4 separate regions of the Homo sapiens genome follow, and regions 2, 3 and 4 are each linked to region 1. The links are chromatin contacts, found by Hi-C or POLR2A ChIA-PET in ENCODE. All regions are on one chromosome and are shown on one strand. The core of a region is the stretch at or near the end of the contact, and the rest is flanking DNA. Distances in the headings are between cores, read along the strand shown.

Region 1 (5,373 bases), core at 1,786-4,285:
TGTTGTGTCTTCATGTTACTGTAAACAAAAAGACAGGAGTTAACCTCTGAAAATAAGAATATCTTTAAATTACTCAATCTTGAATATTCCCCACGCATTGTATCTCAAGACAGGAGTTTGGTTAAATACCAGTAAGATAACCTCTAACCAGTTATAAAGACATCAATCACCTCTAAAAGTGAACTAGAGATATAGATATCACCTTATAAAAATTCCTGACATTTGATAGGGAGTAGTAAAAATGGAATTACTTTAAAATCTCCCATTTTTGTTAGAGAAAATTTTGGAAAATAATTAAATTTTGTCTATTTTCTTTATTTTTCCATGTATGACACATAGCAGCTTGTTTTGCCACAACTGTTATGAAGACTGTCTCCTTTCATTCCTTTTCTTTTTTTTTTTTTTTTTTTTTTTGAGACAGAGTCTGGCTCTTTCACCCAGGCTGGAGTGCAGTGGCCGATCTCGGCTCACTGCAACCTCTGCCTCCCAGGTTCAAGCGATTCTCCTGCCTCAGCCTCCCAAGTAGCTGGAATTACAGGCGCCCGCCACCACGCCCAGCTAATTTTTCTATTTTTAGTAGAGAAGGGGTTTCACCATGTTGGTCAGGCTGGTCTCCAACTCCTGACCTCAAGTGATCCACCCGTCTCAAGCCGCCCAAAGTGCTGGGATTACAGGTGTGAGCCACTGCGCCCAGCCAGTCACTGCACCCGGTCTTTCCCTTTTCATTACCACATCCTCCATCATGCAAAATGAGAAGAGATCATCTCAGAGAGATACCTAAAGTATCTCAAAAGAAAAAGTCCTCCATGATTTTAAGATATTTTTGTCAAGCACTTTAGGAGGCCCAGGCGGGTGGACAGCCTGAGCCCAGGGGTTGGAGATCAGCCTGAGCAACATGGCAAAACCCCGTTTCGTCTTTTGGCGAAACCAAAAACTACAAAAAATTAGCTGGGCATGGTGGTGCACGCCTGTGGTCCCAGCTACTTTGGAGGGTAAGGTGGCAGATTCGCTTGAGCCTGGGAGGCGGAGGTTGCAGTGAGCCGAGATCGCACCAGTGCACTCCAGCCTGTGCAACAGAGCGAGACCCCCCATCTCGAAAGAAAAGATATTGTCATAACTTTATTTCTACCTCTCTATGCAGAAAATCCCATTCGATCTGGAGAATAGTACTTTTACTTATAAAACTGAAGCATAACTATCTTGTGTCTCCAGTAGGGGTACTACTACTCTCATTAAGTATAAAAAAAGTTTTTAATTGGTCATACAAATCTTAAGAAATTTAAATTTGGTCTTCAGAATGAAATGCTATAACGAATGGCTTCAAGCACACAACATGGAACATTCTGAAATCCCTGTTTCTTTTTCAAAAAGTAAACTCCAGCTACTTACTGAACAAGAACTGGATGCTAGTGCTAATGTGCTAATTTTGTTTTTCATGCCAAAGGAGTTCTGCCAAAGAGGTTTCTAACCTGTCCTCCTTGTTCCCTGCATTATACTTTTTACAGAAAGTTCCTAGCCTCGAAGGCGGTACGACCATGATGTAAAATATGTAATTCAATTATTTTGCTTTAGGATATGCAATCCATGTACTTTGCTTTTCTGATTTATAATGCTACTCCCTCCTCCCCCAGGGTAAAGGAAAGTACAAAAGGAGAGAGCTTCACAGTAATCTGCCGACTAAAACATGATACCCGATCACCGCATTTAAAACTTTTTATTTTTTCATTTCTCTCAAGTCTAGAGTTGAAAAATCAGCTCACTTGATCTTATCTAATCATCAAATAAAAGGTTCTAGAAATAGCTTCTTATTTGTGGAAAGAGCCAGAAGACACATACAAATGGAAGAGAGCTCTTGAATCGTCTTTCCCAAAGCATTCTATGCGTGATGAATGCAAGCAAAATCCTGGAAGGCTTTTCTCTGAATTAGGTACTTCCTAATTGAGCTCATTTGAAAGCTGATGTAAAATGCAATCAGAAAGCAGCCAGAAACAGTGACAGACCAACAGCAAAGTTCAAATACTTATTCCCTGGAGCTCATGCTGCATACACATATTCCGTGCACAGTCGCATTAGGTACTGTCTCCATAGGCTCACCTGTTTCAGGTTACACATGCTCCTCTCGGTCTGGTTGCCCTGGTTTGCCCACTCCACACATTCACAAATGACTCAAGTCTCACCTGCCCCCGGCCGTCCCAGCTCCTGACACCCCCGCGTCGGTCCGCACCGACGTGTCGGCGTACACACACACACACACCCGTACACACGTGTCCGCACACACCCTCGCCCCCGGCCCCGCCCAGGAGGCGGACCCGGGAGAGGCGAGCCGGCCCGGCCTCCGCGAAGTGGGTGGTGCCGGGCCCCGCAGCCCTGCCGGCGCTGTCATCGCGGACGCCGTGCACCGCGTCCTCGGCGCAAACTCCTCGCGGCCGCTGAGGTTCCCCAAAATGCCAGGGCCTCGCCAGCTCCCATTTCAATTGAAAGCGTCCGCGCCCCTCACTGCACGGAGGTCCCTGGAACCCCAGAATTTAAATAGGGGCAGGGGGCGAGCATAGGGACTATCCTCCTTTTGACTTTCTGCGTCGCAATTCCTCCCGGGCGGCAGGGCGGGAGGGCGGCCGAGCGCGGGCGGGAGGCGCTCCCATTTTGAAGGCTTGTCTCGCCTTTCCCGGCGCGGGGCTCTCTGACCGGAGGGCGAGCCCACGAGAACGCCAGGGAGGCGTACGCAGGGTACTAAGGGCGCCGCGCCCCAACCTCCCCGCGCCCCAGACCCAGGTCGTCTCTGGAGGTGCCTGCAGCCCCCGCCGCCGGAGCCACGGGAGGAGCCGCAGCCGCCCCTCCGGGAGCCGCGCGCTGACTGCAGTGCCAGGCGGAACGCGGCCCAGCGCGGCTGCAGCTCCGCCGTACCCCCCTCCCTGGAACCCCGGCCCCCGCCCTGCGCACCTCGGCAGCAGCCGAACCGCAGCTTGGGACTCCGACTGTCACAGCCCCTCTCGCCGGACCCGGGGTTTCTCCGTTTTCGGCGTCACAATAATAAGGAAGTTTCCCCGCAAGCCTGCGGGCGGCGGAATGCGCTGGGTGAATGGCTTCGCACCGGGCCAATGGGCGCCGTTCTGGGATGGGCCCGCGCCAATGGCGGCCGCCGTGGCACGGGCTGGAGGCGGGGCGGCAAGGTCCGCGGGCAGGAGGAGGGGAGAGGCCCAGGCCCCAGAGCCAGGCGCAGGCTGCCCGAGGTGACAGGACTCGAGGGCCCGGCGCGGGGACAGCGGCACGGGTGTGTCAGCCGAAATCGGACTGCAAGACATAGAGCGTTGACGCTGAAATAAGATTGCTTTTCACTGGCGGGGAAGCGAGCTGGACCGATCAGCGGTTGCCTATTCAGGTTCTGGACTCTGGTTTTTATTATTTATGAAGAGGTGACCGAAAGCCTTGGGCACGGGGGAAAAAGCTGGAGGGTGACAATTGAGGGAGAGTGCGCTAGTCTTCTGCTTTACTCCCCTTCGTAGGACTGTAGGAAGCGCGGCGCCGGCCCGCGGCGCTGCGCGGTGGGAGAGGCGGGGAAGGAGGTACGCGGCAGCCGCCGGCGCTCTTCTGGAGAGGTGGGGATCGAAGACCGGCACGGGGCTGCGGAAGAAAGGCGGGCCTGGGGGAGGCTGGAGGGTGGACCCGGGGGGAGCATAGCAAGAAGAGTCTGAGCACCAGATCTTAAAATCTTGTAATCTGAAAGACACTCTGTGGCCTATACCCAGTAACGGATTTTTTAAAAGTTTGTCCTCTTCCACTTTTCCCTAGCGCCGAATCCCAGAGCTTCCTCCCCCTCCCCAAGGTCACTAGTGCTTTCATACTTGCCCTAGACCTGATCTGATCCACAGCTAATCTTTTGCAGAAAACCTCAGAAAGGTGACTTCATGTGTCTGCCCCCCTTAAATGTAAAATGCAGAACACTGGCACGGTACTGCTTTAATCCAAAGGAATAACTCTCCCAGTGGAAGAATTTCTATAACCTGGCATTTGAAGCAGGAAGGCCCTTTGAGGATAGATTCTTACCAAGGACATTCAAATCACCTCAGGTCTGCAATCGCTCGTCCTGAGAACCTAACAGACTGACCAAGTAGAAAAGAAAGTTTCAAGGAGTGGTGTATCCTGGGGATGAGACGTTGTTGGCTGACTGACAGTGTTGAGCCCTCCGTGAAATAATGCAAATTGTCCAGTACACTGAGACAAGAAAGCTAAAAAAGCAGAATCTAAGTTATCAGGTCATCTAAGAAAAAATCCAAACCTTTGAAATTTGGATCACACTTGACACGTTTAGAAACACTGGGGATGGCCAGGCGCGGTGGCCCATGCCTGTAATCTCGGCACTTTGGGAGGCCGAAGCCGGTGGATCACTTGAGGTCAGCAGTTCGAGACCAGCCTGGCCAACATGGTGAAACCTTGTCTCTACAAAAAAAAATACCAAAATTAGCCGAGTAGGGTGGTGTGCGCCTGTAGTCCCAGCTACTCAGGAGGCTGAGGCAGGAGAATCACTGGAACCTGGAAGGCGGAGGTTGCAGTAAGCTGAAATCAAGCCACTGTACTTACTCCAGCCTGGGCAACAGAATGAAACGTTGTCTCAAAAAAAAAAAAAAAAGAAAGAAAAAGGAAAAAAGAAACACTGGGGACAAGAGTAACACAATTCACTTATATTCCAGATATGTGGCAGTTTCACAAAAGTTTAGTCTATTACAAAGATGCAATCCCAATTTAGAGATGCTGTTGGCAAAAGAACTGGTTAAATGCCCAAAGAGGAGTCTGGTAGGAAGACGAAGGAGTCCGGTACTTGCAAAGGAGAAAGTGAGAGATCCTATTGTTAGGTGTCACATATGAGGTTTGTAATCAATCAGTGTTTGGGTTGATATGTCTGGCCCATGGCTCAAGTGTTTTTCTTTTTTTGTTGTTGTTTTTTTGTTTTTTGTTTTTGAGACGGAGTCTCGCTCTGTCGCCCAGGCTGGAGTGCAGTGGCGCAAACTCGGCTCCCTGCAAGCTGCGCCTCCCGGATTCACGCAAGTCTCCTGTCGCAGCCTCCTGAGTAACTGGGACTACAGGCGCCCACCACAACGCCCGGCTAATTTTTGTATTTTCAGTAGAGACGGGGTTTCACCATGTTAGCCAGGATGGTCTCAATCTCCTGACCTCGTGATCCGCCCACCTCGGCCTCCCAAAGTGCTGGGATTACAGGCGTGAGCCACCGCGCCCGGAGTTTGTTTTTTTGAGAAGGAGTCTCGCTCAGTTGCCTGGGATGGAGTGCAGTGGCGCGATCTCTGCTCACTGCAACATCCACCTCCCCGGCTCAAGCAATTCTCCTGCCTCAGCCTCCCGAGTAGCTGGGATTACAGG
Region 2 (5,616 bases), core at 1,787-4,286, 210 kb after region 1:
AAGCTCCCATCTCTGGCACCAAGAAAAGGGTCAGCCGGGCGCAGTGGCTCATAACTGTAATCCCAGCACTTTGGGAGGCCGAGGCGGGTGGATCACGAGGTCAGGAGTTTGAGACCAGCCTGACCAACATAGTGAAACCCCGTCTCTACTAAAAATATAAAAATTAGCTGGGCATGGTGGTGAGTGCCTGTAATCCCTGCTACTTGGGAGGCTGAGGCAGAAGAACCGTTTGAACTGGGGAGGCGGAGGTTGCAGTGAGCCGAGATAGTGCCATTGCACTACAGCCTGGTGACAGGGCAAAACCCCATCTCAAAAAAAAAAAAAAAAAAAAAAGAAGAGAAGGGTCACCTAAGATGAAGACTTGGCACTGAGGTGAGCCTGCATAAACAAGTCAATTAAAATAACCCTTATCTTCCATTAGATTTTCCCATATATTTTCTAGTCACTTTCCCTGAGTTCATCATCCTTTAAAGTCCAAACCCCCTTTTCTTTGTTAAACATGGTACACAAGCTCCTAAGTCGAAGCACTTGAGTTTCACTTCTATTCTGTAAATTCCCACGCATGTAAATTCCCCTATATGTAAAAGATTAATAAAATTGTATGCTTTTTCTCCTGTCAATCTGTCTTTTGTCAGTTAAGTTTGCAGGACCCAGCCGCTGAACCTAAGAGGGTAGAGGAAAAATTTTCCTCCTCCACACACCTTTTGAAACTATTCTCAGCAGGTCATCAAAAATGTAGTCAAATATTTGCTTACGAGAATATCAATCAGTATTATTTATAAAAGCCCCTAGTGGGAAACAATCTAATTTCCACAAAAAGAGAATAATTATGGTACTCTCAGAGTTTAGAATGTTATGCAGCAATTTAAAACATATTTTCAAAACATACAAAATGAAAGGGTAATATGTTCATAAGATTATGCTTGATGAAAACACAATGTACAGAGTTGCATAAATACTGCATATACAAATCTATAATGACATGATTTTTATAAAGATTAAATATGTACATAGAAAAAAGTAGACAAGGAGAAAATGCATCAAAATGTTAGGAGTTATCTTTGGGTGTTGGAGCTACGGTGATTGCTTTCTCGTATTTCTACAATAATCCATAACGATTATTGTATTATCTCACATATATAATATATATATTTATTATTATTATGTTTTTTGAGACAGAGTCTTGCTCTGTTGCCAGGCTGGAGTGCAGTGTCGCGATTTCGGCTCACTGCAACCTCTGCCTCCCGGGTTCAAGCGATTCCCCTGCCTCAGCCTCCCAAGTAGCTGGGACTACAGGCGCCCGCCACCACGCCCAGTTTATTTTTTGTATTTTAGTAGAGATGGGGTTTCATCATATTGGCCAGGGTGGTCTCGATTTCCTGACCTCGTGCTCCGCCCGCCTCGGCCTCCCAAAGTGCTGGGATCACAGGCGTAAGCCACCGCGTCCGGCCTATTATGTGTATATATATATATTTATATATTATATATATATATTTATATATTATATATATATATTTATATATTATATATATATTTATATTATATATATATTTATATATTATATATATATTTATATATTATATATATATTTATATATTATATATTTATATATTATATATATTTATATATTATATATTTATATATTATATATATTTATATATTATATATTTATATATTATATATATATTTATATTATATATATATTTATATATTATATATATATTTATATATTATATATATTTATATATTATATATATTTATATATTATATATATTTATATATTATATATATATTTATATATTATATATATTTATATATTATATATATTTATATATTATATATATATTTATATATTATATATATTTATATATTATATATATTTATATATTATATATATATTTATATATTATATATATTTATATATTATATATATTTATATATTATATATATATTTATATATTATATATATTTATATATTATATATATTTATATATTATATATATATTTATATATTATATATATTTATATGCTATATATATATTTATATATTATATATATTTATATGTTATATATATATTTATATATTATATATATTTATATGTTATATATATATTTATATATTATATATATTTATATGTTATATATTTATATATTTATATATTATATATATTTATATATTATATATTTATATATTATATATTTGTATATATTTATATATTATATATATTTATATATTTTATATATATATTTTTATATATATATATTTTTTAATGCCCCAGTGTATTTCTAAGGGAGATACAGGTGTCTGACCCACAAACCACGTTTGTAAGGTCAGGCTGCCTTCTCCAGGTAGAACCGCGCAGGCGAGGATTTATCTGCAAGGCAAGCCGGAGGGACCACATCTCTTTCCAGAGCAGCGCTGACCAGGTTAGTTTCGGCTCTCAGTTTCGCTTTGAACTTGAATTGGAAACCGAAACAAATCCGAGGGGCGTTGGGAAAACGAAACTGAGGAAGTTGCTCTTCGGTAGCACAGGGCACCATTTTCCTGGTTCCTGTGGCTCTTCGGGCCCCGAGGAATCCAAGGCTCCCAGCACCCCTCCCTGCCTGGCCCGCGGCGCCCAGCATCTGAGCCGCTCCCTGCACCTGGGCCCCCGCGCCCCTCACCCGGGTCCCAGCGCTCCGCACCCGGTTCCCTGCGCCCGGTACCCAAGCCCCCGCGCCCATGTACTGGGGTCCTCACACCCTGCACCTGGGGCCCCCCGCTCACCTGGCAGCTCCCCGCGCTGCGCGCCCCTGCGGCCCAGCTGACCCCTGCTGTTGTCTCCGCACGAGAGGACCCTGTGGTTGGTCAGCAGCAGCAGAGAGTGGCGCTCCCCGCTGGCCGCCTGCAGTAGCTCAGCCCCGGGGCTGCCCGCCGTCCTCCGGCGCTGCAGCTCCCTGGAGTCGGCGCCCCAACAGAAGTACATCCCGCTTCTGCGCCCTGTCGCCTGCTCCGGATTCCGTCGGTCCCGCTGCGACAGGCTCCCGAACGCTGGTGACTGGGTGCGCGATGATTTCCTGAATATCAAGAGACTCACCCTGTCTTCAACCCGCCCCAGGGGCGCAGCCCTGGCCCCATGTCAACTCTCGCTGCCTGAACTTCAAGTGCTGAAGAGCAGAGAGGGCGTCCCAGGGAATAAAACTGAGTTTACATCCTAAGCCATTTATGAGTCGTGAATGCCACTTTGGGCAAGTTACCTAATGATTCCGTGCTTCAGCTATCATATCTACGAAATATGGACTGCAATTCAGCAAATCTAATATGTCGGGATAATTTAATAGGCACATAAAGTGTTAGAATAATACCTAGAGTGGTTAATAAAGCATCTGAGTGCCCACCTCATTCCAGACCTTTTTTGGCATTGAAAATATGTTTGTTTTTTGTTTGTTTGTTTGTTTGTTTGTTTGAGATGGAGTGTCGCTCTGCTGCTCAGGCTGGAGTGCAGTGGCACCATCTCGGCTCACTGCAACCTCCACCTCACGGGTTCAAGCTGATTCTCTTGCCTCGGCCTCCCGAGTAGGTGGGATTACAGGCATGCGCCACGACGCCCGACTTAATTTTTGTATTTTTAGTAAAGATGGGGTTTCACCATGTTGGCCAGGCTGGTCTCGAACTCCTGACCTCAAGTGATCCACCCCTCAGCTTTCCAAAGTGCAGGGATTACAGGCGTGAGCCTCTGGGCCCCGCCTGAAAATACAATTAGTGAAAGACAAGATCCTCTTGATGCGTTTACATTCTCCTGAGGGAAAGAGAACATAAACAGATAAACACATAGTGTAATATCAAGGGGCAACGAAAAATACAACAGGAACCAGAGGGTGGAGGCGGAAGGCACTGGTATTTGAGATGATATTAGGGAAGATCTCTCTGATGAAGTGATATTTGTGCAGAGAGCTGAGGGGACATGGGAAATGAGGGAATGAGTCGTGATCACACCTGAGGGCAGAGGATGAAAAGAAGCAGTTGGAAGGTTTTGAATAGAGAAGAGCCATGATCTGACTTCAGTTTTTAAAGATTCATCTGGCTGCTGTGTGAAAAATAATAGGACAAAAATGGAAGCAGAAAGCCAGTTAGCAGAGACTACTTCAGAGTTCAGGTCAGGTGATATCCTAGAAGGGAAGAGAGGAGAAGTTATTAGATTCAAGACATGTTTTGAAAGTAAGAGTCCACAGATTTGATGATGGATTAGAAATTGGGGGGAAAGAAGAAAAGGGATTAGGGATTACTCCAGGGTTGGCTTTAGGGGTTACTCCAAGGTAAACTCTACTGGACTGGGAAACCCTGAGGAAGGTGCAGGTTTAAGCTATGTGTGTCTGGAATACAGATTGGTAATGATAACTGTAAGATGCTTGTTAATCAAGAAGGCAATAGGATAAACTGTTTTGGAGTTGTAGAGAGAAGCTTGGGTGTAGTCAGAAAATTGGGAGCCATCAGTGTAGAGGTGATGCTTAAAGCCAGATGGCTGAATGAGAACACCCAGGGGGTGAATGTGGTGACAGTATAGCAGAGGCTAGAGGACTGATCATAGGAGGAAAACCAGGAGGAGGAGTTATAGACAGAGCAAGTAACGAATAAAGGAAGGATCAACTCTGTCAATTTCTTGTGGAGCAAGGTAAGGATTGAGCACTGATTTTTATTTATTTATTTGTTTGTTTGTTTGAGATAGAGTTTCCGCTCTTGATGCCCAGGCTGGAGTGCAATGGCGTGATCTCAACTCACAGCAACCTCCGCCTCCCAGGTTCAAGCAATCCTCCCGCCTTAGCCTCCCAAGTAGCGGGACTACAGGCACGTGCCACTACGCCCAGCTAACTTTTGTATTTTTTGAAGAGATGGGGTTTCATCATGTTGCCCAGGCTGGTCTTGAACTCCTGACCTCAGATGATCTGCCTACCTCAGCCTTCCAAAGTGCTGTGATTATAGGCCACCATGTCCCGCTGAGCACTGGTTTTTAGATTTGGTAACTTTGATAATGTTAGCCATCATCAGCATTATTGATTTTTTTTTAAAAGAAACTATTACAGAACCTATTTATGTAATTTCAATTCACCACTCTTCATGACCATGTTTCAAGTTCTTTAAAGAGAAGAACAAATGTTCTTTATTTTTCTACCTCAAGAGTACCTGGAACTTGGTAGATGCTAATAAGGGTATGTCGGACAATTGGATTGATGAGTAGTGAGTCAGTGGATAGTATTAGTATTTCTGGTTCTGTTTTGCTGTATACCAAATATAACCTTTTTCTGAATAGTAATTTCTTAATGTTTATTTCTTTTCTCAAGCACAAAATGTAGGAGTTTGGTATTATTACCATAAGATACTGAGCCCTCAAATTAAGTTATTTCTTTAAAAAAAAATTTTTTTTTGAGACAGAGTCTCGCTTTGCCACCCAGGCTGGAGTGTAGTGGCACGATCTCAGCTCACTGCAACCTCCACCTCCCCGATTCAAGCGATTCTCCTGCCTCAGCCTCCTGAACAGCTCAGATTACAGGCGGGCACTATCACACCTGGCTAATTTTTGTATTTTTCGTAGAGATAGGGTTTCACCATGTTGGCCAGGCTGATCTCGAACTTCTAAC
Region 3 (5,600 bases), core at 1,072-3,571, 230 kb before region 1:
TTTCCCGCCCTTACGTGTAATTGTTTCTTCAAATCCCAGTTTGGTATCTTTGGCTATTGATTTCTGTGACTCTCGTGGTAATGATGACTATTGCGGACTCTCCCCACCGTTATGGGCCTGAAGCAGGAAGGTTCCAGAGCCTTAGCAGTATTCTTGGAAGGAGTGCTTTGTTCCATTCTGTTTAAGAGCACCAAGGGATAGAAACTACATTGAAATTGGATGTGTAAAAGAATAGCTTTAAATAGCAGCTAAAGAAATTCATGCTCACTGTTTGTATTTAGCAGAGAGTTCAATGCTTCTCATACTTTGAGTGCATGAGAATTACCTAAGGAACTTATTTTTCAAATCAAATCCTTCCTGTTGCCCTCCTTCCCTAGACTCACTGCATCCAAATCTGGAGGTAGCAGAGAGAGCATCTGCATTTTAACAAGCTTCCTAAATCTAATGCAGATGGTCCACTCGTAGAGAAACACTGATCTAAATTCTAGTTAATGATTATAGCGCTTATAAAGCTAGTGACAGCTGGCATATATAGGAATCTAGCATTATACTACTCAACATCTCCAAATAGCATATTTAATATCTGACCTTATGTGAGGATTTTTTCATAATTGATGCTTTCATTTCCTAAATTGTCAGTTTTACCTATTAAAACAAAACATACTTAGAGTGTTGTTTAATATTTTCTCTTTGACTGAACACTACTCTGTACTGCCAGTTATCCTAAGGTAATTAAGACACAGCTCTCCTTCAAAGAGGTCACATGCTAGTTAGGATGCAGACACATTACCAGACAATTACAGTACCATGTGGTGAATTCAGTAATACACAGTATGATTAGCATAGTAATAATAGAGATGTGCCTAGATGGATAATATTATCCTGTGTATTATTTAACCCCGTGTAAGTGTGTGATTTTATTAGGGGCATGTTTGTACCCTAATGTCTACTTAACTTACAGTTTTCATAAATGCCTCTTTAGCCTTTCTTAGCGTATTGTGAGAGTGTATAGAAGATACGTTGTTACTGCTAATCTGTAGCCAAGATGAGAATGACAGATAAGGTCAAAAACTAAAAATGAAATAAAATGTGTCTTGCTATCTGTTTATTACTGAATGTTATTGGCAGAGTTTCCAGGATGGAGTTGGCTGTTTAGAAACTCATGATCTTTAGAAAAAACATGGCAGAGGCTGAATGTTTAAATTACAACCTTCTGTAAAGTCCTCAGTTCTTAATGATTCACTACATGGCTTAAAGACAGGATCTTATTAACTATCTCTATTGAGATAATTAAACAGTCCCAGTTATTTTTTAAAATACTAAAATATTTACATACTACTTATAGCTAATAATGAAACTCAACATAGTGTATCAACTTATATGGATATTCTTAGCATCGGAAAAAGTTCCTTGAGAAAAATAAAATAATATCAGAAATAAAGGGAGGGAGAAACTATATTAAACTAAGAATTGAAATATAAGTTTTCTCAGGTGACTAAATTTACCTTCTGTCACTAATGAGATAATCTGTTTTGTCAGATCTCAGGCCTAGTTTGTACCACAGGCTCTTTGTACAATTCATATTTCATTGAGTTTTCTTCCCCTTAGGTATTGTGGGGATGTAGGTAAGGATCTCTATTTTATGTATAGAAAGACTCAAGCAGGCTAAGATACAAAATTTTAACTCTGAGTCATAGCTATGACAAAACTCTCAACTTTCATTGCAGTATTTTAATTTGCTAGACTAACTTTCCAGTAAACTAACTGAATTTATATCCACAAGGAATAATGATGGCAGATGAGATGAAGTTATGAACCTGTGAGTGCTGATGATTGATGTGGATTCCTTTGATTTCAGTGCATTGACATCTGCTTTCATGTGTTGGCATCCTGTTCTTTCCTGGGTTTGTCTACCAAAGTGAGAAGCTGAAATCAATCATGTCTATGTAATTATTTTTTTCATGTAGCAAATAATGATATCCAGTGTATATTATTGAATATTTGTTTTATGATGGTGAAGCACATCATAATTCCAAATTGCAGTGGCTCTTCTTCAAAAAAGACTTAAAGACGATTAATAAACATGTATTAGTGACCCAATATCTAAAAGTTTCACTGAAGCTTCTTATCAGTAGAATTCATCAGTTCTTCCTAAGCATCGCTCTTTAGAATATCCTTTTGCCAACGTAAACGTTGATAACATGGGGATGGTATGGGAGTTCACCAGGGAAGAACCCAGGTAATGTTGGGCCAGCTTGTGAGTTTCTGTGTGGTGTTAGAGAGCCCTCTGCTGCTCGTGGAGATGACACCTTTCAGTTAATTTATCTAGAAGTCTCTGTTTTTCCTAACTTGTTGGCACTCTGGTAGCACTCCTGGCACTGCCCTCTCCCTCCACAAACACAGTCTGGGAGGGAGTTAAAAGCTGCCTCACTTTAAATCTGGGCCAGTGCCTATGGGTTGTGTGTCTGAATTTATGCTTTATCACTGTCAGTGAGAACAAATAAGATCTCTGTGGGCTCTGTTCTCACATGATGGTTTAATTACCCATGGAGCCCAAATATTTGCTAATTACTCCAAATAAAGAAGATAACATGAACTAAGGTGAGGATATTTTCAAATTTTAGGATCATCCTGTCTAAACCACTGAAAAAGTAAAGATGTTAACTATTCAGTACAAACCAGTGGTAAACTTGCCATCAGAAAACATATATAGACACTGACAGCTAGCTGGCCATATATGAATTTGAGCAGGTCATTTTCATTGTCTGTAAGAGATGATACCACCCAAGGTACTTATTTTATGAGGGAGATTTTGGAGTTAAAGAATGTGATAGGACTAGGCACAGTGGTTCATGTCTGTAATCCCAGCACTCTGGAAGGCCAAGTCCGGGGGGGATCACTGGAGGTCAGGAGTTTGAGACCAGCCTGGCCAACATGGTGAAATCCGTCTCTACTAAAAATACAAAAAGAAAAACAAAAAAAAAAATTATCTGGGCGTGCTGGCATGCTCCTGTAATCCCAGCTACTTGGGAGGCTGAGGCACAAGAATCACCTGAACCCTGGAGTTAGAGGTTGCAGTGAGCTGAGTTCATGCCACTGCACTCCAGTCTGTGCGACAGTGGAAGACTCTGTCTCAAGAAAAAGAAAAAGTGATAGTTTTGGTTTTGTGGGTTTTGTTTTGTTTGTTTTGTAAATGATGAAACTACTCAGATGTAAAGGGTATGTTGCTTTTCTTTTAGTTTTGTCTTCTTATGCTTGCAATACAGTTTCAATTCCATCAATGCAAAAGTGCTTAGCACAGTTCAGGTAGTGCTATATCATTGCAGTGCATTTCATCGCATCAATATTGGAAGATGACCTCTGGAATGGTTTGCAGGAAGTACTGTTGAAAATAGAATTGAACCAAATTTCTTGAAACTCTCAAAGCTTTCACCCTATTTTTTCCTATGAAACTTACATTTGTCTGTGGTGCAGAATGGATTCCCAATGGAATAGTATGTTCTGTATTAAACATTTTTAATGCACTATTTATTCTTACCTTAAGAAGAACTAGAAATAACTTTTTTTTTTTTTTGAGACAGAGTCTTGCTCTGTCCCCTAGGCTGGAGTGCAGTGGCACGATCTTGGCTCATTGCAACCTCTGCCTCCTGGGTTCAAGCAATTCCCCTGGCTCACCCTCCTGAGTAGCTGGGAGTACAGGCATGCACCACCATGCCCAGCTAATTTTTGTATTTTTCGTAGAGACGAGGTTTCACCATGTTGGCCAGGCTAGTCTCAAACTCCTGACCTCAAGTGATCTACCCGCCTCAGCCTCCCAAAATGCTGGGATTACAGGCATGAGCCACCATGCTTGGCTATAGAAATAATTTTTTAACAGCTTTATTGAGATATAATTCACATATCATACAAATATGCAATTCAATAGTTTTGAGTATATTCACAGAGTTGTACAGTTTGCATGTAATCATATCATCAGTTTGCATGTAATCATATCATAGGTAATCTTTTGTGAGTAGTTTCTTCCCCTTGGTATAATGTTTTCAAGATTCATCCATGTTGTGGCATGTATCAATACTTCATTCCTTTTTATGGCTGAATAATATTATGATATATGGATGTAGCAAATTTCGTTTATCCATTCATCAGTTGATGGACATTTGGGTTATTTCCACCTTTTGGCTGTTATGAATAATGCTGCTATTAACATATGCAAAAGTAACTTTTGAGAATTATGAAAATATAGACTCTATTTTAGAGCCAAACGGATCCCTAAAGATAATCTAAATTATAGCTTCCATTTTCCAGATGACTGAACTCAAACACAGGGAAACAAAATGACTTGTTCAGTGACATATGTAGAAACAAATGGAAAACACTCTACACACATGTCTAAAGAATAGCCATTTGTATACGAAGTTGATGATCATGGCATGTATTTGGGATTAATAGTGGAGTTTTCCCCCATTAGAAGCTTAGTAAAGGGAAGAGTCTATTGTCATTCAAAAGATAAAAACTAGCTAACTGGCAGAGGAAACTGAACTCCTGACCTTCCTCCCATTAGCATTGAGCTCTAATATATAGACACTTACTGCACTACAGATTAAAAGTGACTCGGGACAGGGCAGCTTAAGTTGTTTTTATGTTAGGCACGTAGCAGGTACTCAGTAAATACTTGCTGAATTGGAGACTACAGAGAAATTTAATGGAAGCATATCAGAACACTATTGTCGACATAATTTCTAAAGCTTTCCATATAAATTGCTAGGAATATTCTTATACTAAAAAATTGCAAGTAATTTACTCACCCTTAGTTATTATATAAGCATTCCTGTAGTGCAAAGAAAAAACAATTTGGAACACTACTTCTGTTTACATTGCGGAGTATTTGATATTTACCTTGAGAAAGAGGAAATAGTTTTTAGTTTATTTCCCAGAGTTACTGTATTCATTAATGCAGTTTAAGGAAAATGAAGTTCCTATTTTATATGTACATTGAAATAGGAAGGTTTCCTCTTCTGCTTCTTTTTTCTTATATAATGATAGAGAGGATAAAAGACTATTTTGTAATTATCTGGAATTAATTCTACTTTGGTTTTTTTAAGATAAAGATTTATTCAAAAAAGTTGAATTTACCTTTCTTTTTTTTTTTTAGAAAAAGAACTTGGATTCTCTTATTCCTAGTACAGATAGCAACTATTAATATTTTGTATTTGGAGGAATGTTTTGTCATAGACACTGAGTAGTTTATACACTAGGGATAAACATACATCTGTCAATGGAAAATGTTAAGAGCAATGTTACATTCAGCCTTCTTTAATTTTTCTAAATAAACGTAGTTCAAGATTGAATTTCTAATAAATATTTTAAAGTTTTCAGATTATAATAAACATTTTCAGGTCACACAATATCTTAGCTGATAGAGATACACTGAAGGAAATTATGACAAGTCCATTTTTACACATAAAAATGGCAGATGAACTTTGTTTTGACCAAGTACACATGAGTACACTTTAAAAATTGTAAATGAATCTTTTGATCTATGTCCTTTTCTTGCAAAGAGATTTGTCTGTATTTCTAAATTTAAAATCCCTTTCAAATTT
Region 4 (6,012 bases), core at 2,689-5,188, 200 kb before region 1:
AAAAATTATTCAGCTATCTTTAAAAGTTCTTAAAGAGCAGAAATTTTGATAGCCAATAATTTCTGACCACAGTGTAATTAATGACAAAAACTTTCAATCAACCAATGAAAACTCTTGTAAGGGGACAGGAGGAAGGGGATAACTCAAAGAGTAAATAAGAATCTCAAGTGCATACTGTTAAGAAAATAAAGAAAAAGTATATATGAAAATTTATAGAATAAAGTCTAAACTTATTTTAAGAGGTAACCTAACACAAGATTGAAGATAAATCAGCCACACATTCAGAATAAGAAGTTATAGAAAGGAAGAAAAAGCAACCTCTTTGAAACCTAAAATAATTCATTAATAATAAAAGAAAACAGAAAACGAGCAGAACTGATACTTGAATTCGGGAGCTGGTTCTTTGAGACTAAAAATGAAAATTACAAGATAGAAAATTCTTGATAAGCTTGAGAAAAATGAGAGATGATACTAATAATCATAACTGAAGTTTACTGTAAGGGTTATAATAATTTTTTAAAAGATTAGAGAATACATCATGCAATTTGAAACTAATAAACATGAAAACCTAGATGAAATAAAAATTTTCTGCATTATATAAATTTGGAGAACATCTATTTGAATCAAAAAAAGCACTTTTAGTAACCTAATTCTAATGAAATAACTAGAGGTATAGCCAACAATTTATGTAAATAGCAGCATTATTTGAGAATAAAGATTGTTCAGAGTATCGAGGACATACCCTGAAGCCAGACTACATAGATAGAATGGAGCTGTGTAAACTTAGATACTTAAATTCTCTGCTCTTCAATTTTCTGTAAAATGGAAAAGGGATACAGTATATAAGTGAATTATCCATTACATTTTATAATTTTGTTAATATAGACCTTAGTGTAAAAACTAAACTTTCCATTTCTTTTTATGCTAAAACATACTAAATATATAAAATTGAAAACATCAATAATTGTCAAAAGAAGCTGTATAAAAGATGAGTATTCTGACATTTCGATGGGTTATATTTGATTTGTTAGAATAAATTTAATATAGCATTAAGATATAGCTGTGAAGAGTAATTTTTTCTTCAAATCAGGCTATTTAAAAGAATAGGAAACATGAATTAGAGAAGGTATGAGGATAAATATTTTCCTCTTTTTGAGTTATATCCATGTAGTATGTTTTCAATTTATATTCTAGTATATTATGCACAGTATGCAATTTTAAACCAAGATTTGAGGCTACCCAAAATGTCTGTAATGATGCAAAAGGATGATGCAACTTTTATCAGAGTTTAAATACCAACAAATGTTCCACTAAAGTTCTGCATATGATAATCATAGCTAGAGGTTAAAACAAAAGGAATAAATATTGAGGATTGAATTGTTTTAATGTATGACACTATGAAGAATGCACTAAAATTATGAACAAAATTTAATTTAGAAAGCCATTATACCATAACAAATATGTGCATTGTTATATATGTATAATGTTGATGCTGCATATCAACTTATCGTATTTTAAGATGATACTAAAAATACTATATTTTGTTAAATTGACAAATTAAGAATTTTAGGCTATTTTGATGATTGTTACATGAGCTTTATCCTTAGGTTTATTTAAGCGAACATCTCATAATTGTCTTTTTAATCCTTGCTCAATTAAAAAAAGAGTAAATTTAAATATTATATCCTAGAGAAACTGATAATTTTGTTAGACCTCATGTTTCCTAATAAAACGGTAATATTTTACAGGCAGGATTTTATATGCCATAGAGGAGAACATACTGAAATAAGACAACGCACAGAAAAGAGAACACATGCTTTTCAAGATGTCTCCATTTTGTAGATTTGAAACCTCTTTTTAAATGTATGCTTTTTTATTTCAAATCAAGAGATTTAATTAAAGAATCACTTGTCAACAGGCATCTGTGCATCTTATCACATGCAAATTTTACAGACTAATATTGCTGAGCATAATTGGCTTAAGGAAATATAGTTTGGGTTTTGCTAGTAAAAATAAAGACTAAAGATATTTCAATATGTCATAGAATATATTTCAAAGTAGGCTTAGAATCTATTTTAAATGACCATGCCAATAGAATATTCAGTTGCATCATCACTAACAGTAGGCTTAGGTTTGAATTTGGCCATAGAACTGGGATCTGCATATGAGTGAGCATCTTTCTTTCCATTTTAAATACTTGCTTTGTCAACATTAGGAAATGAACGCTTCCATATCCAACTGTTTATAATGCATAAGTAAGAAATTTTCTTAGCAAATCAGTCAAAGACGCTGAAAAAAAATTCATTATTCTTAGCTCTCCGAAGAGGGTAAAAAGCAAGCTACATACAGATGAAGAAGGAAATTTCTTTATCTTTCACTTTGGCTTATTTGCTTATTGTTTAAATGCTTATTGCCTTTTTGTCAGTGTCTTAGTTATGGAAGAAATCTCTATTGCTTTTGTTAAATATTCTTTAAAATTTTGTTAAGGGTGAATTGTTAAGTACATCCCACAGGAACTATGGCGGTGGATGCCTGACTAAATACCAAAGTTATTTTGGAATCTAATAAACCATAAATGTATCTGATACTATGTCATAAAACTAAATATGCAGTCATAACCTTTTGTAATCATGTAAACTTTAGGCAGTAAGCCTGAACCTGAGATAGAACAATTTTTTGAGGTTTCTTTTAGAGGTAAAAGAAACTACAGAGATCACTAGCCAGACCTTTCATTTTCTATGTGAAGAAACCAACCCAATGCAGCCAAGCTAACCAACAACCTGCCAGTGATTTTGTCTAATCAACTGCAGAGCCAAGACCAGAACTTTCTTTTCTGATTACCAGTGGAAAATATCTTCTCCTAATGCTTTATATAGGAATTCTATTAAAAGAACTTGAAATTATAGACTAGTTAAATATACCAGAAATTCCAAAGGACTATTAAAAACATCACACTTTATTCTAAAACTGTCCTAAAATAAATATGCTAGCAAAAATATGAATATGATTTAATTACTTGGTTTTATTATTGATTTATTCGTTTACTTTTGTACTCTGAGAAATGTGCTCTACAACTGATTTAGATGGTTCAGGTCATTTTTCTCTAAGCTGTTGGAGAAATTTCGATGTGTTGACTTTTATTCACTGAGGTTAACATGAGTTTTCCGTATCCTACCTTCATTACTTAGATTACAGTATTTAAAAATCATTATTGGGATATTTAAGTAATTGAAGTTTTGAAGAATTTTAGTTGCGAAGATAAGAGCCTCTGCCACTCAGTGTCTTCCACAAACCAACAGTATTAGAATCACTGAGGAATGTATTAGAAATGCAGTCTCAGCTTCCCCTTCCCAAGACCTAGACCTGCTGAATCACAGTCTGTATTAACAAGTGCCAAGGTGATTCCTATGCACATTAAGAATGAAGAAGCACTTATTTAAAGAGTTAGAAATCTCAGAACCTCATCTTGTTTGTTGTTTCCTTGTCTTTTTCTTTCTTGCCTTTCTTTCTTCACCCTCCCTTCATGGAAAATGAACATCAAAACATCAGGATCTGCTTTAATAGTCAAAAAGAAGACAGTTCAAAAGGATGTGGAAAGGAGGAGAGGAAATACATGTCTTCATTCTGAGATGGCATAGAGGACTAACAGGCTAATGACATGTCTTTGGAATGTTTTTTAGCATCTAGCAGATCCACATTCTTTACTCTCTTCTGGGTTTTCCCCGAGTCATTACTCATATGGGTCCCTGCTCTCAAAACCAAGGTTGTGTAACTGTACTGAGAAGTGGAGTATAGGAGTTAATTATATATTGTTGAATTTACAGAGGGTAAGCCACAAAGTAGCAAAAGCAAGGACTGCTTGTTCCAGTTAAAGACAGAAAGCAGAAAGGGTTTTATTGTTGGTTATGTAGCCTGGGAACCACTATGAATAACAGGCATTGTGAGGCAGAGGAGAAATTGTTGTAATTAAAAGCAAAGTAAAATACCTAAGGCCAGGCCTCCATATCCAAAGATGACTGTAGTGAGTAATGGATTGAAAGACAAGCTAGTGGAGTGATTAAGAGCTTAGACTCTGAGCTAAAACCTTTCTTGGTTCAAATCCTAGCTCATTTATTTCTTGGTTCTATGGCTGTGGGTAAGTTATTTAACCTTTCTAACCTCTTCATCTGAAAACAGGGAAAAGAGTAGTACCTCTTCATAGGGTTATTGTAAATAATAAGTGAAAAAAAAACTATGTAAAAGTACTTAGCACAGTGTCTGGAACATAGTAAGTACTCAGTAAGTCTTAGGGTGTTTGTATTTATTTACTTATCTTCTTAATTATTTAATACGAATTTGAATCAGCTTCCCTTTTACCTAATCACATGATTTTACGTGGTTTTTCTGGGTTTGTCTGTGGCCATAACAAAGAGCTACAGCTTTAGCTAAAGAAAATTATCTTGGGCGAAAGAGTAAACATTTTTTGATCACCTCTGGGATAATGAGTACTATGGAAGACATGATGGTGGTGGTAGTGGGAGGGAGTGTGATGAAAGAAAATGAGAAATATTGTACAGTCCCTTGAGGCCTTGAGATTCTACATTGAAAGAGATGAGATATACACTTACATGGGAGAAAAACCTGACAGATGATTCCCAAGCAACATATTCATATGTTGAAAATTATATCGTATAAATTAGAATGTTTGGAGTAATTGAAAGACAACTATCAATATTGGTCCTTAACAACTTTGATTTTCTTTGAATGTCTCTACAAAGAAAGAAAAGAACTATTAGGACTATTAGGTAGAACTATAGTTTGACACGACTAAAGATTGTCTCAAATCTGCTCAATATTTAACCTCTTCTTTTAAAGGATAGGCACTTTTAAATCTTGATTCACAAGCCAACTAAACACTAGAGGGCAGATTGTGAGAATGTAATGTGTTAATACAATTAAAATAGCTGCCAGCCTCAACACTCATTGTGGTTATGTGAACATAAGTGCAGGCATGAGGGGGAAAGTTCTGAAGCATGCTAACCTGATAGTGTTTTGTAATTTTATCATTCTACTTTGTGTTGACCACTTCTCAATACTTTTAAAAGAATTCAGGCTTTAAAAAAATGGGAAAATCATGAAAATTTGTAAGTGCTCAACAAAAACATTGTAAATTAGATGTTAAGCTGACACATTACAGAGCTTGAGATGCTTTCCATCCTGAGAAACTTAGGAAGAAAATGTGGCTTCGAAAAGATGGTTTAGAAATAGTCATATAGAAAACAATATCGGTTCCTTGTTCTCTATCCCTGTCGTCCCCACTGCCCTCTGCCTGTTGAGAGCAGAGTTTTAGAAAGATGTTCTGTTTCCTGGCCTAAGAGGAGAAGGAAGGGAATGGATTTGGGCTGGGAAAAGATAGAAATAGGTGAAGTAGGTGGCAGGAAGGCACATGGCCACAATTAACATTTTAGGAAAATGAAAAGACCTTGAACTAGGGCTGCTGTGGCAATAGGTTGACAGCTAAGAGATGGTTTTCCAAATTTAGTTATAGAATTGTCTGCCTTGGACAACTTTTAAAAGGAGAAAAAGCCACTGTTATAAGCAAGCAGGGCCATCTCCATTTCTAGAAACAAGTGAAAATGAGCATCTTTCATTGGATGGTTAAACATTGTTTTGGGGATCACTTGGGACTGAGCTAATTTCTTTCAGCCTGCGATCCACTTCACATGTTTGGTTCATCATCTCTGATCTTTCATCTAACCTGACTTTCTCTTTGCTTCTTTTCTGCAGTGCTCATGTACCCCAAGTCAGCAATGTGTCTGCAACCGGAGAGTAAGTTATTTGGGTTGGGTTTTTGGGCTTTGGGTTTTTTTTTTTTAATGCCCTGTCCCACTTATTAAACAGAAAAAAAAAGCAACTCTAATGGTGTACAGTATTGGAAAATTCAGATAATAAGCAGCCAGTGACTTTTAAACTATATGGAGGAGAGGACTACATAGGTATTCTTATTTGAGCTTCTATATGTGTATTCCTACA

Evidence for each region. Hi-C counts contacts between places; a loop is a spot of excess contacts on that map. ChIA-PET counts read pairs that join two places held with the same protein, here RNA polymerase II (POLR2A). Pooled maps may share reads with other maps.
Region 2: a loop to region 1 is called in a map of CD8-positive, alpha-beta T cell, with 6 times the contacts of the local background. The contact joins the promoter of HERC6 here to the promoter of HERC3 in region 1. A Hi-C loop is called at or near these places in 6 of 168 maps with a recorded cell type or tissue (CD4-positive, alpha-beta T cell, CD4-positive, alpha-beta memory T cell, CD8-positive, alpha-beta T cell and 2 more), 6 of 37 single-sample maps with no recorded cell type and 16 of 50 pooled maps. POLR2A ChIA-PET finds 5 or more read pairs at or near these places in 2 of 52 experiments (CD4-positive, alpha-beta memory T cell and activated B cell).
Region 3: a map of ascending aorta shows a loop between it and region 1 (2.3-fold over the local background). The contact joins the enhancer-like site here to the promoter of HERC3 in region 1. A Hi-C loop is called at or near these places in 7 of 168 maps with a recorded cell type or tissue (CD4-positive, alpha-beta T cell, CD8-positive, alpha-beta T cell, ascending aorta and 3 more), 1 of 37 single-sample maps with no recorded cell type and 24 of 50 pooled maps. POLR2A ChIA-PET finds 5 or more read pairs at or near these places in 1 of 52 experiments (activated CD4-positive, alpha-beta T cell).
Region 4: a pooled map shows a loop between it and region 1 (5-fold over the local background). The contact joins the enhancer-like site here to the promoter of HERC3 in region 1. A Hi-C loop is called at or near these places in 3 of 37 single-sample maps with no recorded cell type and 14 of 50 pooled maps. POLR2A ChIA-PET finds 5 or more read pairs at or near these places in 5 of 52 experiments (H1, PC-9, activated CD4-positive, alpha-beta T cell and 1 more).

What each region holds. Positions count from the first base shown.
Region 1 is chr4:88,590,142-88,595,514 of GRCh38, reverse strand. HERC3 (HECT and RLD domain containing E3 ubiquitin protein ligase 3) reads right to left here and starts at 3,035. Exons shown (of 26, transcript NM_014606.3): 1 at 2,941-3,035. RefSeq lists silencers at 2,010-2,419, 2,740-3,299, 3,470-3,529.
Region 2 is chr4:88,376,272-88,381,887 of GRCh38, reverse strand. HERC6 (HECT and RLD domain containing E3 ubiquitin protein ligase family member 6) reads right to left here and starts at 3,036. Exons shown (of 23, transcript NM_017912.4): 1 at 2,768-3,036. The coding sequence starts at 2,966. RefSeq lists an enhancer at 2,284-2,613 and a silencer at 2,624-2,813.
Region 3 is chr4:88,815,537-88,821,136 of GRCh38, reverse strand. All of the region lies in intron 7 of FAM13A (family with sequence similarity 13 member A), which reads left to right. Among named protein-coding and RNA genes, the nearest start is that of FAM13A-AS1, 110 kb to the right of the region's middle. Within about 2 kb of position 2,321, at least 8 of the 41 ENCODE cell types and tissues checked have a DNase peak (open chromatin) inside an H3K27ac peak, as active enhancers do; they include ascending aorta, where a contact is called at or near this core.
Region 4 is chr4:88,790,382-88,796,393 of GRCh38, reverse strand. FAM13A (family with sequence similarity 13 member A) reads left to right here. Exons shown (of 24, transcript NM_014883.4): 9 at 5,767-5,808. Among named protein-coding and RNA genes, the nearest start is that of FAM13A-AS1, 84 kb to the right of the region's middle. Within about 2 kb of position 3,938, at least 4 of the 41 ENCODE cell types and tissues checked have a DNase peak (open chromatin) inside an H3K27ac peak, as active enhancers do; they include PC-9, where a contact is called at or near this core.